Regions from separate parts of the Homo sapiens genome. Here region 2 is linked to region 1. The links are chromatin contacts, found by Hi-C or POLR2A ChIA-PET in ENCODE. All regions are on one chromosome and are shown on one strand. The core of a region is the stretch at or near the end of the contact, and the rest is flanking DNA. Distances in the headings are between cores, read along the strand shown. Region 1 overlaps CACNA1D (calcium voltage-gated channel subunit alpha1 D). Region 2 overlaps CACNA1D (calcium voltage-gated channel subunit alpha1 D).

Region 1 (3,194 bases), core at 321-2,820:
CAAAGTATATAAAGTAAGAAAAAAATTCTCTCTTCCTTCTCCTTAAAGAGAGGCAGACTTAGAAGTTTGGGGCCTCTACTTCCCCACCTCACTGCACATAATACATGACACAGACCGCATGCATATAGCTTCCACCCTAAGATGCCCAACACAGGTATTTTTCACTGAACCATGTACCACAGATATTTCCCATGTTTTTAAAGCAAAATGTTGGCTCTTTTCAATAAATTGCCATTATAAAAACTGCTACAATGGACTATGCACTCTACAGCACGTGGACCTCTACTTTATAGAGGTCTCTCCACCATGAGACCATCAGCTCCATGGGTGCAGCAGGAATAGGGTCTGTTTCTGCCCTCTGTTGTGTGGCTGCACCCAGCACAGTGCTTGTCCCATACATGAGCATGCCATTACTTCCTTCTTGAATGAAAGAACATAGAGTAATAATAACTAGCATTTGTCAGGTGCTTTCTGTGTGTGAGACACTGTTCCAAAGGCTGTGGGTGAATACATTCATTCTTCTTCACACAACTCTGTGAGACAGGAACTTGACAGATGGGGAAACTAAAGCACAAAGCAGTTCAGTAGCTTCCCAAGGCCATGTGACTTACGTGGCAAAGCTGGGATTTGAACCCAAGCTCTGCCACAGTCTGCAGGCTAACTATCATTAACCCCTGCAAACACATGCCCCTGTGTCTGCGTGCTCGTGTTCATGGTTTTGTGGGAGAGGATACAAGAAAAGGGTCTGCTGTGTCAGAAAGGATGCACATTTTAGGAACGTGAGTATTCTGCCTACCCATAGTGTGCAGGTGTCTGTGCTGCCCATGCCCTTGCTTACTCCAGCATTCCTGCTGCTGTCTCACACTGCTTCGCACAACCCTCCCCTAGAGCACAGGGTCCGTACTCTAAAGACTAGCTGGCTTAGAGTGATCATGGAATCATGGGGCTGCAAGGGGTTAAAGATCCTAGAGTCATTTCTCTCGTGACCTGGTGGTCATGGGAGAGTCGTAGTGATGACAGTAGTGGTGGTTGATTGTGCCTTGCCAAAGCTGGGCACATTGCTTTTATTACTGTCTCCACTGTTCACCTCTTACAACAACCTTACGCAGTACAGGTCCAATTATTATTGACATCTTACAGGTGTGGAGGAAACTAAGGCTTCACAGTATCAGGTAACCTGTCCACAGTCTTCTGACATGGAAGTGACAGGGCTGGGGTTAGACCTGGCCTGTCAGAGTCCAGAGCCCACCTTTTGAACTCCCACCTGTCCTGTCCCATATGGTAGTGCTGTTTGGAATCACATATCCAGTCTGTACAGGGCTCCTGACTCCCCCTAAAGTGCCTTTTCCTTAATACCCTACTTAGATGGGAAGCCAAACCCTGGAAACCTTTATCTAGCATGGGTTAGCTGGTTGTTGATTTAGAACAGGTTCTTAAAGACAGGTGTTTGTGTAATAGCTGTGGAAAGGGCACTTCCTCTCCGCTGTTCTGATGCTGAGCTGGATTCCTAGCAGGAGGGGTCTGGGGCAGGCGGGCGTCCATTGCGTGAGGCAACCTGGCTGGCAGGGCTGGCCGCGTGGGGCCCTGGTTTGGCTGCTGTTGCTGCCCTCTGCTGCTTCATAATGAAATTGCCTGTGTTCAACCTGAAGGGGTCACAGTGGCCGACTTGCTTAAAGAGGATAAGAAGAAAAAGAAGTTTTGCTGCTTTCGGCAACGCAGGGCTAAAGATCATGGTAAATTGCTGAGACTGAGCTTTCTTTTTCCGCAACATCTCTGATACCTTTTCCTTGCACATAGGCATTGTGTGAAGTGCATGTGCCGTGTGGTGTGTTCAGAAGATGCCTATATTTTAATTGCTTGATTTCTTTCTTCTTGTCTTTTTCCAAAATAATGTGCCCTTACCAAGATAGCATTGCAGTTTTCTTTTTGTTTGAACTGTACCTTATAAAGAAGCAGCTGAACCAACTCAAAAAATGTACTTGATTCGGCATGAATATTCTTAGACTGGAAGGCAGACTTTTAAAATACTTTTCCCCAAATGATTTTTTTAAATTTAAACCGTTTAGAAATTCCAATAATGTTATTTGATTGATTTTTTTTTCTCCAGGCTACATGTTTCAAATTGCTTCTCTGTCTTTTAGTCTCTGGCTACTTTGCCCAGGACTATGCCAAAGCTAGTAGTGGCAGCTTTAAGAATGAAATTAGCTGGATGCAGTGGCTCACACCTGTAATTCCAGCACTTTAGGAAGCCGAGGCAGGAGGATCACTTGAAGCCAGGAGTTTGAGACTAGCCTGGGCAACAAAGTGAGACCCTGTGTCTACCAAAAATTGTAAACAAAGAAGCAAACAAAAAAATCAGGTGTGGTGGTGCATGCCTATAGTCCCCAGCTACTTGGGAGGCTGAGGCAAGAGGATTGCATAAGCCCAGGAGTTCGAGGCTGCAGTCAGCGATATTGCGCCATTACACTCCAGCCTGGGTAACAGAGTGCGATCTCTGTCTCTTAAAAAATCAAAATAAATAAAAATAGACTTCAGGGATGCAAAGATTTGGGGGCACTTGCCTTTGAAAGTGAGAATGGGCTCGTGTGGGAAAGTTATATTTCCAGATATGTCCTAAAATGATGCTAAACATACCCTTCCTCAGAATCCCTGGAGTAGCTGTCAGGCCCATCCCCAGGCAGACAGTTAGGTGAGCAGCTGGCTCCCTGCCTTGCTCTGCCCAAGTCATGGCAGTGGTTCGACAGCAGCACAAAGCTTTGCCTATGCACACCAGCACAGTCGACCCAGTTCTGCCACCAGGATCGGCCCTGGTCACCTGACTCTGGGGAAAGTCTGTTTAAGGAGATTCAGACAGCAGGGACGTGAAGCCAACAACTAAGGGAACAGAGGGGACACACTGTACTCTTTTCTTTGAAGTGGCCTCTGGCCCCATGGGAATGCTGAGCTGAGAGGTTATGGGACGCAGATGGGAACAACCCGTGGATATCTGAAGAGGGTTATATTAGAGTCTAGGTCTCATCAGAAGGCCTAAAAGTGAAAAGGAATTAAGAGATTATCAGATATAAGCCCTTGTCATTCAGCACGTTGTGGACCCCAAAGGAGGGAGAAGAGGAGGTGGAACTTGCCTGAGGTGGGACAGTGAGTTAGGGGCAGAGTTGGGGCTGCCTTTTTTATCTGTAGCATTCACGGAAGGT
Region 2 (2,880 bases), core at 205-2,704, 39 kb after region 1:
GGTAAAGTAAGAAGAGCAGGTAAGGAGAAGTTAGAATTTGAAAGGGAGAATCCTCTGTGCTTTCGTGTTGCTCTTTGCTTCTGGAGCTCCCACCCCCAGCTCCTGCCATCAGTGTGCAAACACACCTAGAGTCCTGGATACCCGGTCCCCATGCATAGATGAGCTGCAGGAGGTGGGCAGGCTGGGGCTCGCAGGCCAGCAGAGTTCTTGGGGTGTGTGTAAGAGTCAGATATTTTCAGGAGCTCCTGTAGGATAAAGAGACAGTCAGGTGGGGCTTGTTCATTAGGGATTTAATCCTGGGAGAACAGAGGCATGGAGTAAGGCCCTTCACTGTGTGCAGGCACAGGCTATAGTGTCAGGCTTTGAACACTGTACTTGAGCAAATCATGGTGGCAGCTGAGGAGAAAGGAGCAAACCTGGGACTCGGGGCTTGGAGGAACTGGCTCAACTCCTGGCTCTGCCCCCAAGGAGTGTGACTGTGGCACTTTGATACCTCCCTGAATATTCCTATGATGGGGATGATAGTAATGTCTGCCTTCCCAGATGGATGTGAGGATTAAGGGAGAGGCTGTGAAAGTGTCTCGGGAAGCCTATGCATGGGCTGGGTGCCCCAGAAGTGTTGAATCTGCATCAGAATGGGGATCAATGGACCCCAAGGGTGTTACAGTAATCCCCCTCTTCCTGTTAAGAGTTCCGCTAGGCATAGCTTTAATTTTAGTGCATATCTCTGTTTGGGGAAGCACCCTTAGTTCTTTGGAACTACTCTGGTTGGTCACTTACTGTCTTGCCAGTGTGCATAGTTTTCACTTCCTCCAGTGTCTTACACGTGATATTCTTCCTCTCTGAATAGAAAGGAGTGTTTTAGGATATTTGTGAAATCTTTTGATTTTCAGTTCCTCAGAACAGTCCCTCGATGATGATATCCTGGGTGCCCCCTCCTCTTAGTGCTGGCTGTTTGGGCCTGAGGCTGATGGGAGAGACCTGGTTGTGTCCAGCAGCCTTGGGGTGGGTTCCCAGCGAGTGCTCATGAGAGGAGTTCTGGAGAGGGAGGACCTGGGAAGGCAGCGGGCTGGGCCGTGTGGGCTGGGGGGCTTGGCAGGTCCTCACTTGGTTTTTCTCTCTCTAGGTTGCTGTATAAAGCCATCGACTCGAATGGAGAGAACATCGGCCCAATCTACAACCACCGCGTGGAGATCTCCATCTTCTTCATCATCTACATCATCATTGTAGCTTTCTTCATGATGAACATCTTTGTGGGCTTTGTCATCGTTACATTTCAGGAACAAGGAGAAAAAGAGTATAAGAACTGTGAGCTGGACAAAAATCAGGTTAAAGTCACACACTGTTTTGGCTTCTGTCCCTTGGTCAGGAGCGGAGTGCCTTCTTTATTGACTGATTTCCCCCATACCCAGAGAAGGGCACCCACATACTGTCTGTCCCTGGGGCTAGGGCCCTGTTCTAAGCACACCCTCAGCCCATTTGAGTCATCACTGCTGAGCGTTAGGTTTCCCGATACATATGAGACTTTGTAATTATGAAATCCATCGCCAGACCTGGTGGTATGAAATCAGAGAGTGCTTACGCCACCTGCCATGGTCATGACCCACTAGTGATGTATCAGAATCTTAGTTGGGGTGCTGTGGCCACTCACACAGACATTCACAGTCCCTACTGGGAGATGGTCTTTAAAGCCACTTAGGGCAGTTTCTTACCCTTGGTGCTATTAGCATTTCAGTCTGGGATGATTCTTGGTTGTGTTTCCTGGGCTTTTTAGGCTGTTTAGCAGCATCCGTGGCTTCCAGCTGTTAGATGCCAATGGTTCGTCTTCCCCTGGTAGCAGTAACCAAAATGTCTCCAGACATTGCCAAGTGTCCTTTGGGGGGCAAAGCTGCCCCTTGTTGAGAACTGCTGACCGAGGGGGGAATACCCTGCATCACCCCAGGGAAGTCAGTAACTTTGAATTTGGGACTAAGATTGTATTGGCATCATTCTTGATCTGACACCGTGTTTTAGCCAGTCTGGTAGAAGTAGGAGCCTTTTGCTCGGGTGACGTGGTGAGGAGAGGGAGCCCTGTGCTCTGGGCTATCTTCCTACACCTGCACTGTGACCCTAGGTGCCCTCTGATCCCTGCTGGGGCTTGATCCCTCATCTCTAAATCGAGGGCATTAAGGAGCTGCTCTTTAGAGATTCCTTGCAGCCCTGAAAGAGTCTACAAGATCGAGATTCTTTTCTGGGAGTTTCCCCGGGTCCTCTATCAGTAGCATCTCTGTTTTGATGACGACGTCGCAAGCAAGAATGATCTGGTAGCCTAGGCTTCCTCAGAGGAAGTGGCCCAGGCACGGCAAGCCAACCATAGCTGGCTGTACCCACTGGGAAATGTGAGAACATGCCGGTTTGTGTTTGCAGGAAGATTTTCCTTTGAGTTGTCAGGGTGTCCCTGTAGACTCCACCAGTGATTGTCAGGGAGAGGTCTGGCCCAGCAATTTGCTCACCCAAGGAAGAGGAGTGTCAGAGCAAGGCCAGGCCAGCCACGCAGAGCCAGCGCTGAAAGTGTGTCAGCCTCTGAGGTCCAGCACAGGCTTGAATTGGGGGTCCCTGGAGTGAGCATGTGAGGTCAGAGCAGCGCCGGGTCCCAGACACTGGGAACCTGTCCGAAGCCTGCACCCAGAGTCAAAGCAGGAGAGCGGGGGTAGGTCTAGGCTCTCAATGCTGAGCTGAGGGCTCTTGGGGCTAGAGGTTCCCTCTGGGCCTGCTGCAGAGGGTGGACCAGCCCCACTACCCAGAGTAAGTGAGAAAGTGCTCCAGCTGGGTCCCAACCTGTGTTCAATCCAATTGTCACTACAGTGCTCCAGCTGGGCCCTAAACTGCGTCCAATCAATC

Evidence for each region. Hi-C counts contacts between places; a loop is a spot of excess contacts on that map. ChIA-PET counts read pairs that join two places held with the same protein, here RNA polymerase II (POLR2A). Pooled maps may share reads with other maps.
Region 2: a loop to region 1 is called in a pooled map, with 2.4 times the contacts of the local background. The contact joins two enhancer-like sites. A Hi-C loop is called at or near these places in 7 of 50 pooled maps. POLR2A ChIA-PET finds 5 or more read pairs at or near these places in 3 of 52 experiments (H1, activated CD4-positive, alpha-beta T cell and activated CD4-positive, alpha-beta memory T cell).

The regions. Positions count from the first base shown.
Region 1 is chr3:53,708,746-53,711,939 of GRCh38, forward strand. The region is part of intron 9 of CACNA1D (calcium voltage-gated channel subunit alpha1 D); the gene reads left to right. Among named protein-coding and RNA genes, the nearest start is that of CHDH, 140 kb to the right of the region's middle. Within about 2 kb of position 1,571, at least 2 of the 41 ENCODE cell types and tissues checked have a DNase peak (open chromatin) inside an H3K27ac peak, as active enhancers do.
Region 2 is chr3:53,748,142-53,751,021 of GRCh38, forward strand. CACNA1D (calcium voltage-gated channel subunit alpha1 D) reads left to right here. Exons shown (of 48, transcript NM_001128840.3): 27 at 1,127-1,328. Among named protein-coding and RNA genes, the nearest start is that of CHDH, 97 kb to the right of the region's middle. RefSeq lists an enhancer at 1,132-1,331. Within about 2 kb of position 1,455, at least 5 of the 41 ENCODE cell types and tissues checked have a DNase peak (open chromatin) inside an H3K27ac peak, as active enhancers do.